Regions from separate parts of the Homo sapiens genome. Here region 2 is linked to region 1. A link is an interaction called in ENCODE POLR2A ChIA-PET data of the cell type or tissue named here. Cell type or tissue: MCF 10A. All regions are shown on one strand. Each heading gives the region's core, and the rest is flanking DNA. Links, peaks and the distances in the headings are about the cores only. Region 1 overlaps WDFY2 (WD repeat and FYVE domain containing 2). Region 2 overlaps INTS6 (integrator complex subunit 6).

Region 1 (5,388 bases), core at 204-5,203:
CTGTTCTCTCTCTTCCAGTGAGGAAGGCTAACAGAGGAAGACCATGAAGCACACCAAGTGGATAGTGTGGGTTTCTCCCTAGCCTGCTTTGGTCTCTAAACGTTCATGTAGATAGATTACAGTAGATTTAGGAATGCAGATGGTTACTGGTATTAATTAGATACCTAAAAGAATTTTAAGTCTTTGGCAATTGATATAACCATGTGTTTGTTTTAGTATTATGTTTATGAAGCATGGTATATGAAAAGAGGATGTTATTTGGGTTGATTTTAAATTTCTCAATTTAATATGACTTTGGAAGAGGTTCCTCACTACAAAATGGTCTATTTACCTATTTTTTAGTTTTCTCTATTTATTTATAAGGGTTGTATTCAGTAATATAAATGAAATAAAGGTGTGTGAAATACTCTGTGAACTGTTCTGTACAAGCATTGCACTCTACATAGAGGATAATCATTAATAACATCATGAGCTTCCTTTTTATACAAAACTACTGTGTGTGTCATGGAGAATTTAAAAACCTCATAAACAAATCAAGTTGAAATAATTCTAATTGGAAAACAAGGAGAAAGTAGCTATGTCACTGTGGCCAAGGGGTGATTGAGGCTTTTTGTTTTCTTCAGTAACGGTTCTCTTTAGTTCTTTGATTTTTTTTTCTTTTCTTTCTTTCTTTTCTTTTTTTTTTTTTTTGGTTTATAGATGTATTACATCTGAAAAATATTGAAAGTACAAAAACAGTATGTGAAGCAGGAGGTATGAAACCACTCATGATCCCACAATCTTGGAGCAACCACTAATGTTAGCAAACATTAATATGTTTCCTAACTACTTCTTCTTTGATCTTAGTATAGTTAAAATCATTTTATATACACAGTCTTATAAACCTTATGTTCACTTAACATAATATCTCCAGCACATTAACAGTGATAGAGCAGAAATATGGAGCCTTAGCCATTAAAGACATTGAGTTACTGAATCAACCTGGAACTACCTTCTAGTCATTTTGTTTTAAGTCAGACCCTGTTTTCTTTAAATCACTGAGGTTAGGTATTGTTATTTGCAGCCCAAATCATCTTAAACTGAGAAAGCTGTCCTAAATTTCTTATTTATTCCCATGTACGATTTCTTACTTTTATAGCATGTGAATGTAGAGTAGATTTCTGTAAGTGGAATTTCTGAGTCACAGACTATATACTTTGTTTTTGTTTTCTGATGATTTGTTTTATTTTCCTGTCAGCTCATCATAAGACTTTAAAAAATTATTATTTTAGTGAATTTTTTTGGTGTTTTAAACTGGTAGAGTTCCCTTTCTTTCTTTTTTTTTTTTTATGTTTGGGTCACCACAGTGCCCGCAACATTCTTTCTTTCTTTATGCATACTTTTTGAACAACTATACGTGTGGCACTTTTGCACACATTGCCTCATTTAATAACCCAGTCAGATGGGTGGTATTTTGTTCTTTCACCCAGTTGATGAGGGGTTTCTCTTTTATAGGGGTATTTAACCCATTAGCGTTTACTGAATGTTTGGTCTTACCCTTGGCTTTTTGTGTTATGTTTTCAAGTTATTATGCTGATTGTTTAGCTTTCACTGAAATTTTTTTTTTCAAGTTTTTCTTTTTTTTTTTTAGTTTCTCTTTTTTGAGACAGAGTTTTTTGCTCTTGTCACCCAGGCTGGAGTGCAGTGGCGCTATCTCGGGTCACTGCAACCCCTGCCTCCTGGATTTAAGCGATTCTCCTGCCTCAGCCTCCCAAGTAGCTGGGATTACAGGTGTGTGCCACCACGCCCAGCTAATTTTCTGTATTTTTAGTACAGACGGGGTTTCACCATGTTGGCCAGGCTAGTCTCGAACTCCTGACCTCAGGTGATCCACCCATCTCGGCCTCCCAAAGTACTGGGATTACAGGCGTGAGCCACCATGCCCAGCAAGCTTTTCTGTTTTTTAAGGAAAGAAAACAAGCTGGGCATGGTGGCTCACGCCTGTAATCCCAGCACTTTGGGAGGCCGAGGCGGGAGGATCACTTGAGCCCAGGAGTTCAAGACCAGCCTGGGCAAGATGGAGAAATCCGTCTCTACAAAAAATGTAAAAATCAGCTGGGTGTGGTGGCTTGTGCCTGTAGTCTCAGCTACTTGAGAGACTGAGGTGGGAGGATCACTTGAGATCAGGAATTTCAGTCAGCAGTGAGCCATGATGGTGTCATCGCACTGCAGCCTGGGAGATGAAGCAAGATCCTGTCTCTAAAAAAAAAAAAAAAAAATTTAAAAAGAAGGAAAACAATTCTCTGTGACTTGGAAGTTATATGTCCAATTTTTGTTCTTCTTGTGGGTAATTAAAATTTGAACTTACTTGTTTATCATTAGAACAGTATCTATGGAGTTCTCCTAAGCCATGTGATCACTTCAGCACATTTTCTTTTCTTCTCCTTACCGTCTAAATTTTGTTGAAATAATGAGAAACATTTGTTCATTTTTTTTACATTATGCTCCTTCAAGCATGCTTTCAACTTACAATGTTGAAAGCATAATTTGCATTATGATTTCAACATTGACACGCATTATTTAGACGAGGATCTTGCCATGTTGCCCAGGCTGGTTTTGAACTGTGGGGCTCAAGCAGTCCTCCCATCTCAGCCTCCCAAAGTGCTGGGATTACAGGCGTGAGCCACTGTGGCCAGCCTAGACCTCTCTAGCTTTGTTAGCTTTATTGCTCACTGCTGTTTCTCTTATACTTCTATTTATCTTTTACTTTCTTGAGTTTTTTATTCTATTTTTTCAGTTGATTATATATCCTCCCTTCCTTAAGAATATTTCTACAGATAAGGTATGTGGAAAGTATATTTTTGATTCCCCTGTTTATTAATGTATTTCTTCTATGTTATAGTAATGATAATTATAGTATTGATAATTCATCTAAATTTAGAATTTGTGTGTCATAGACTTATCTTTTCAGAGTCCTATAAATCTTACTCCATTGTCTTTTAACACTTAGTATGGTAGATGAGAAACCCAGTGTTCATCTCATTCATGTTCCTTTTTATTTTTTTAATCTTGGTGGAGGAGCGGATGTCTATTGGACTCTTTTTCTCTCTGACATTCCAAAGCTCTCCTAGGATGAGCATGGTTCTTTTGTGATTAATTTTGCCAAGCTCTGAATGAATAATTATATTCTAAAAAACTCATTTTGAGTTCTGTTTTTTTTCCCATTATTTATTACTTTTTCTTTACTTAAATATTATTTCTTCTGTTTTCTCTTTCTGAAATACCTATTAGACACAGATTTGATCTTCTACCATTCAGGTGCTATATTTTTCAGTCATAATTTCCCATTTTTCCTTGTTTTCTTGTGCTTTCTGGGAGATTTCGTGGAGCAGGTCTTTCAGGTTCCCGTTTGGTTTTATGCAGGAGCCAGTCTGCATTTCAGTGCATCTCTTCTTTAGGCTACCCATTTTGCTTTTTACTTTCATTTGCTATGTCCTATTGCTCCTTTTTCATCTCTCTTCATAATAACTTTTGTAATCAATGATACAGATAAAAAAGTTTAAATCTCACTGAGAAAATTTTAAAATGTGCAATCTTAAAAATTTTTAAATGTACAAACTTGTCTTGTTTCTAGCAGTTACCCTAATTATTCAAACATTTTCACTTCACCTAAAATACTGGGTCTTTCCCCTGTCTAGTTTGCTAGCTTCTCTGTTCACTCATCTGCCAAGTAGGTCTAATTTGTTCATTATTGGTAACTGAAATATGCTTTGTCAGAGGTTGTGTAGGTCATTATTCAGTTCTTTTCATTCCAGGCAAAAATAGGGAAAAACGTTAGATTTACTGTGATTTTTTTTATCTGCAGCTTAGAGTTCTAATAGTTTGTGTGGGGCAGGGTTGAAGCTGTAGGCAGTGGGAGACAACTGCAGGGCAGACTTTGTCTTTGTTCAGGAACAGTGTTCCTTTTGTGTCTGCCTTGGCAGCTTCTGGCCCGCTGGGGTAGTTTCCCTTCCCCCTGAATAGCTGCCTGGCCTAGGCATCCAGGCAGAAACTCCAACCAGCATGGCTGCTGCTCCAGCACTGGCCTGGCCTCCAGCCTCTGCTCCAACCCTGGAGCTGTCAGTAGGCTCTGAAGTGGGGATCCTGGTGGACTTGGCCACCCCATGTGTAGTGGAGTGATTAAGAGTTTAAACTTGAGTCTGATCGCCTTTGTGTTCCAATCTTGGTTGTGCTACTTGAGAACTGTATAACATTGGTCATCTTGTTCAACTTCTGAGCCCCAGTTTACTCGTGTGTATAATAATATTGAAATTTGTTAACGGCTTAAGGCACTTAGTAGGGTATCTGGATCTAAATAATTGATGAATGGCAGCAGTTTTGTTGTGGGTGTTCTGGGAACTGGCTGCTAATTGGCCTCTCCGCTCACTCTGCTGTTTGCTAAATTATTCCTGTTAGCTCTTCTCAAGGGGTCACTTTTGTGGATGGGTCACTTATGAAGTAGCCAGTCAGTGGTGGAGACTTTTTTTCTCCTGAATTAGTTGGATCATTTTAGCAAGAAGTGATGAGGGGAGGGAGTCACATGCATCATCTTGATTCTAGACCATCACAGGTAATTCTTTAAACCACCTGAAGTTTTTAGAACCAAATAAATAAATAGGGCAGCACCTTTTATTGTGTAATTCATTTGTCCCCCTATGATTTTTAATAAATTTTTAATATGCTAGTTAGTATATATACTTTGGTCTGTTTCTGAGCTTTCAGTTCTTTCCCATTGGTCATTCTGTTTAATCTGGTGCAGTGCCACACTATTTTAGTCTTTCTTCAGTGACAGGAGAGAATCGTTGTTAAGAGCATGATGTTTGGAGACAGGTTGCCTGGGTTTGAATTCTGGCTCCTTTGATTAATTTCTAAGAGGTTAAATTAATTACTTACCTAAATTACTTAACTTCTTTTTGCCTCAGTTCATCAGCTCCAAAATGGACATGAGGATAATCCCAATTTAGAGGACCATTGTAAAGATTAAATAATTCTCAGGTCATTAAAACTGAGCTTGGCTTTATGAGAGTTATTTGAATTATTACAGGGCTTTAACAACCAAGAACTGATAGTGTAGTCTTGCAAAGCCCTAGAAGTGTTTTTTTTTTTTCAGAAGTAGTGGATGAAAATCTTACTCTGTGAGTTCTGTGAGGGCCAGGAACCCATTTTTACCCTCTTTGTATTCCTAGTACTAGACCTGATTCATGATAAATACTCAATATATATTTACCAAACCTAAGGAAAAGTAGTACTTTAGCCTTTTAATACACAAAGATTTAAAAATATATCATGAATCCAGGTAAGAGTCAATTAAGCTTTTGTAAATTTATAATACTTGTTAGCACTAAGATTGGAAAAGGCAGCCAGGTGCAA
Region 2 (5,388 bases), core at 251-5,250, 190 kb before region 1:
TTGCAGGCGTGCACCACCATGCCTGGCTAATATTTGTGTTTTTGGCAGAGATGGAGTTTTACCAGGTTGGCCAGGCTGGTCTTGAACTCCTGGCCTCTAGTGATCCTCCCTCTTCAACCTCCCAAAGTGCTGGGATTACAGGTGTGAGCCACAGGGACAGCCTCTCCTATGTTTTTGACCATGATTTTTTTTTTTTTTTGAGATGAAGTTTCGTTCTTGTCGCCCAGGCTGGAGTGCAATGGCGCAATCTCAGCTCACTGCAACCTTTGCCTCCTGGGTTCAAGCGATTTTCCTGCCTCAGCTTCCTGAGGGTGCCTGTAGCTGGGATTACAGGCGCCCGCCACCATGCCCAGCTAATTTTTGTATTTTTAGTTTCACCATGTTGGCCAGGCTGGTCTCGAACATCTGACCTCAGGTGATCCACCCACCTCAGCCTCCCAAAGTGCTGGGATTACTAGGCATGAACCATCGCATCTGGCCATTGATCATGATCTTCACTCTGCATTGCCCCCTAACCTGCAAGGGTTCTGGGTTCTCAGTAAACTTTTATTCTTCAGATGCTACTACCTCTAAGAAGTCTTTCCTGGTTTATCCCCTAGATCGGGGTCCCCAACCCCTGGACCCCATCAGGAATGGGTGGCACAGCAGAAGGTGAGCAGTGGGCAAGTGAGCATTACCGTTGGGGCTCCGCCTCCTGTTAGATCAGCAGCAGCATTAGATTCTCATAGGAGCACAAACCCTGTTGTGAACTGTGCATGCAAGGGGTCTAGGTTATGCGCTCCTATGAGACTCTAACGCCTGATGACCTGAGGTGGAAAAGTTTCATCTGAAACCATCCCAACCACCTCTACCAATCCATGGAAAAACTGTCTTCCACAAAACCAGCCTGGTGCCAAAGAGGCTGGGGACCGCTGCCCTAAATTCATTTACTTTCTGCCAAACAAAGGGAGGAAGGAATCCAACTAAAGCTAATTTTGTAACAAACAGTATTTAGATAGAATGTTACAAGAAAGACTAAATGTAACAGAGACAAAATGAAAAGCTTAGCTTTCAAACAAGAACTGAAAGAAATCATACTGCATTACAGAACTATACACAAAACTGAAGAAAGCAACTCAGATCCACTGCTTATACATTTAAATAAAATGTTATTAAATAATATACAAATCCTTAATAAAATCTCCATAACTGTTCTATCACCAATTACAATTTTTAAAAATATTTCATAAATGTGAAGAAATTAAGCCTCTGAACCTTTCTATGCCTTTTCTTCACCTACAAAATGAGGAAAATTGAGTAAACTTCTAAAATCACTTCCATTCTAAAGCCCTATGAAAATAATAATAAAACACAGAAAGTTTAATGAAAACTTGTCAGTAGATGCAAATGTTCAATTTTTTTAAGAGTGTATATTTTAAAATTCACTAAGCTTCACACTTCAGATTTGTTTATTTAAGTTACATCTCAATAAAAATGTTAGAGATCAGAAAATACAAACCAAAACAAAATTTTTTAAAAATTTAGTATTTTGTTTAAAGTCTGGCAACCATGGTAAACTTTTATAGACTAATAGTAAGACTAAACAAAAATAAAGTTTATATAAGGAAATTACTTTTTTAAGCTGAGTACAATGGCAAGAGCCTGCAGTCCCAGCTACTCCGAAGGCGTGGTGGAAAGACTGCTTGAGCCCAGGAGTTCAAGACCAGCCTGGGTAACACAGAGAGACTTTGTATCTAAACATTTTTAAAATTAAAAAGCCCCAAAAAACAAGAAAAGTCCACCAAGACTAATTTAATTGTAGAGTATAAATCTGAGTCAAGGTTATTATGGCCAAAAATCATTTTATATATTTGAGAAACATTTCAAGCTATAAAATACTATATAATCTCTTTGTAGAAATCTATGACATGAACATGACTAAATAAACAATCCTTTTAACTAATTTTGACCACAAATGACCTTAATTCAAAATACACAAATAAGTCCAATGATGTCAAATATTAGATTTGTTCCTGATCTTTTAATTTCCAGCTGTATATAATACATAATTATCGATATTCTCCTATATCGAAAGAAAGTAAAATGCTCTTTAAAGTAGAATATATTATTTGGTTTTTTGTTTGTTTTTGTTTTGTTTTGTTTTTTTGAGACAGCCTATTGCCCAAGTTGGAGTGCAGTGGCACCATCTCAGCTCACTGCAACCTCCACCTCCGGGGTTCAAGCAATCCTCCAACCAGGACTCCAGGAGTCCTGAGTAGCTAGGACTACAGGCACATGCCACCACCCCCCAGCTAATTTTTTTTTTTTTTTTTTTTTTTTTTTTTTTTAGTAGAGATGGGGTTTCACCACATTGTCTAGGCTGGTCTCAAACTCCTGACCTCAAGTGATCCACCTGCTTTAGCCTCCCAAAGTGTTGGGATTACAGGTGTGAGCCATGGCACCCGGCCTATTTTTGACTTTTGTATTTAAGATTTGTTTTGAACAATTTCTAATTAAGAATGCAATAATGGCCAGGGGCGGTGGCTCACGCCTGTAAATCCCAGCACTTTGGGAGGCCGAGGTGGGCGGATCACCTGAGGTCAGGAGTTTCAGACCAGCCTGGCCAACATGGCGAAACCCCGTCTCTACCAAAAATACAAAAATTAGCCGAGGGTGGTGGCGGGAGCCTGTAATCCCAGCTACTCAGGAGGCTGAAGCAGGAGAATGGCTTGAACCCGGGAGGCAGAGGTTGCAGTGAGCCAAGATCACGCCATTGCACTCCAGCCTGGGCAACAAGAGTGAAACTCTATCCCAAAAAAAAAAAGAATGCAATAACATCCTTAGGATAGTGTTTTTCATTTTTCTTTTTTTTTTTTTTTTCAGATCATGACTGGAGAATTTTTTCTTTTAGAAAACAGTTTTAGAGTATAAAATTCTGAAGAAATATTTTGCAAATGTTTTAAAAGAAAATAAAATCTGGGTTTGGGGATATTCCTTCTCATTTAAATTATACCACCATTAAATTAATGCTCTATAGGAAATAAATCATATCCATTTTGTACTACTTTGAGCTCAGTTAAATCTTATTAAACTATCCCTTGATTTACCCAACATATGTGCTCCTAAAAGGTTCCCTGCAAATCAAACTTGTGTAAATCTCATCTAAAACGCACTAGGGGGAGCTCCCTATTTGAAAGAATCCTAAGGCATGTGCTTTTTTCACATAAGTATTCTTGCAAAAGAATGACTTTCTGACTTATCTGCTAAATTATTTAAATTGTTTTAACACTTCTTTAAAAACATCATCCTATGCTTATTAAATGCCACTGAGACAACTTTGGCCAAGTTATATTAATTTTCTTTCACACCTGCTTTTCTGGGATACAATACAAAGCCCAAAGAAAAACATATACTTCGTGATACTAATAGATGTTTAAAGCATGTAATAATCAGCTTTGAAGATTTTTATAATTTTAATTTCAAAATTAAAGCTGAAAAAAATAGAAAACTAGAGGTAAACATACTAATCTTTTGGAGGAAAAGGATGCTTTTGTCTAGTGAGACATCCTAATAAGGTACATTTTAAATATATCATCCCATTTAAACCTCTCAACAATTCTATATTAAAGGTACAATGGCTTCATTATTGCCAACTTGGAATAAGAAGTAGCAGAGGCTCAAAATAGTAATGTGAATGCTCAATGTTACATAATAATTCAATGGCGAGGCCAAGATTGGGATTCCAATTCTCACATTTCTAGCCACTGCTCTTCTTTTACACAATAAAGATGGGGAAAAAACATTTAAGCAAGTTTGACAGGAGAGTGCCCTCTCCACCAACAAAAATTATTGAGGCTCAAAAGTTCAGGGATTTGCAGAGACCATTCAAATGGGAAAGGGCAAGTCTCTTCAACATGGTGGTGGAAAAACTGGATATCCACATGCAAAAGAATGAAGTTGGACCCTTACCTTATACCATATACAAAAATTAATTCAAAATAGATTAAAGATCTAAACAGAAGATCTAAAGCTATAAAACTCTTAAAACACAGGAGAAAAGCTTCAGTGACATTGGATTTAGCAATGATTTTGTGGATGACACCAAAGGCACAGGCAATAAAAGTAAAAATATGTAACTGGACCATACAAAAATAAAAATTTTGTGCACTGAAGAAACAACAGAGTATAAAAGCAAACTACATAATGGGAGAAAATATTTGCAAATCATTTATCTGATAAGGGATTAATATCCAGAAAATATAAAGAAATCCTAAAGCTCAACAACAAAAAACAATTTTAAAACGGGCAAAGGACTTGAATGAACATTTCTCGAAAGACAGTGTACAAATGGCCAACAAGCGTATGTTGATGCTTAACATAAATAATTATTAGGAAAATGTAAATAAAAACCACAATGAGATACGACCTCACACCCAATAGGATGGCTAATGTCAAAGTAAAACAGAAAATTGTGTTAGTGAAGATATAAAGAAAGTGTAACCCTCGTGCACTGTTGGTAGGAACGTAAAATGGTACAACTGCTATGAAAAACAGTATGGTACTTCCTCAAAAAATTTAAAATGGAATTACAATATGATCCTGTCATTTCATTTCAGGGTATATATCCAAAAGAACTGGAAGCAGGATCTCAAAAAGTTACTTACACAACCATGTTCATTGCAGCATTATTCACAACAGCCAAGAAGTGGAAGCAACCCAAGTGACTATCAATGGATATGTGGATAAGCAAAATGTGGTACATACAATAGAGTATTATTCAGCCTTAAAAAGGATGAAAAAATCCTGACATGCTAAAATATAAATGAATGTTGAGAACATTATGCTAAGTGAAATGAGCCCATCTAAAAAGGCAAATACTGTATGATTTCACTTAACTGTGATATCCAGAGTAGACAAATTCATAAAAACAGAAAGTAGAATAGAGGTTTCCAGGGACTGGGAGTTACTTGATATAGAGTTTCAATTTTGCAAGATAAAAAAGTTCTGGATATTGGTTGCACAGCAATATGAATATACTTAACACTACTGAACTGCACACTTAAAGATGGTTAAGATGGTAAATTTTGTTAGGTGTTTCTTACCACAATTTAAAAAAAAATTTTAATTAAAGGAATTAAAAAATTTACAAAATACTATTCATCATTGTGTTTCCAGTTTATATTCAACACAGCAGTATTTCAGGTATAGTAATTAACTTACTTTCATTTGAAAAGATGTCTATAGCTTAATAAATATCAAACTCTTATTCATACATTTGTTGATAATCTAAGAGAAACCAAGCACCCAAATGGAAATGGAGTTCTCACTACTTCACCTGCCAGCCTTCAAAAAGAAGCCTGTATTTCACACTACCTATTAAATGGGTACTATTTAGGTAAAGGGAAAAAA

Evidence for each region. ChIA-PET counts read pairs that join two places held together with the same protein. Peaks named below come from ENCODE experiments on the same cell type or tissue, not always from the same donor. Only the 100,000 strongest peaks of a DNase experiment are listed, where the experiment ranks them.
Region 2: POLR2A ChIA-PET joins it to region 1 with 5 read pairs; 24 of 35 experiments call an interaction of 5 or more read pairs at or near these places.

Annotation. Positions count from the first base shown.
Region 1 is chr13:51,629,152-51,634,539 of GRCh38, forward strand. The region is part of intron 1 of WDFY2 (WD repeat and FYVE domain containing 2); the gene reads left to right. Among named protein-coding and RNA genes, the nearest start is that of WDFY2, 47 kb to the left of the region's middle. In MCF 10A, for the core only: no CTCF peak of the experiment used is centred there; a DNase peak (open chromatin) is centred at 2,180.
Region 2 is chr13:51,441,958-51,447,345 of GRCh38, forward strand. The region is part of intron 3 of INTS6 (integrator complex subunit 6); the gene reads right to left. Among named protein-coding and RNA genes, the nearest start is that of INTS6, 8.4 kb to the right of the region's middle. In MCF 10A, for the core only: a CTCF peak has its summit at 3,140 (motif pointing right); no DNase peak of the experiment used is centred there.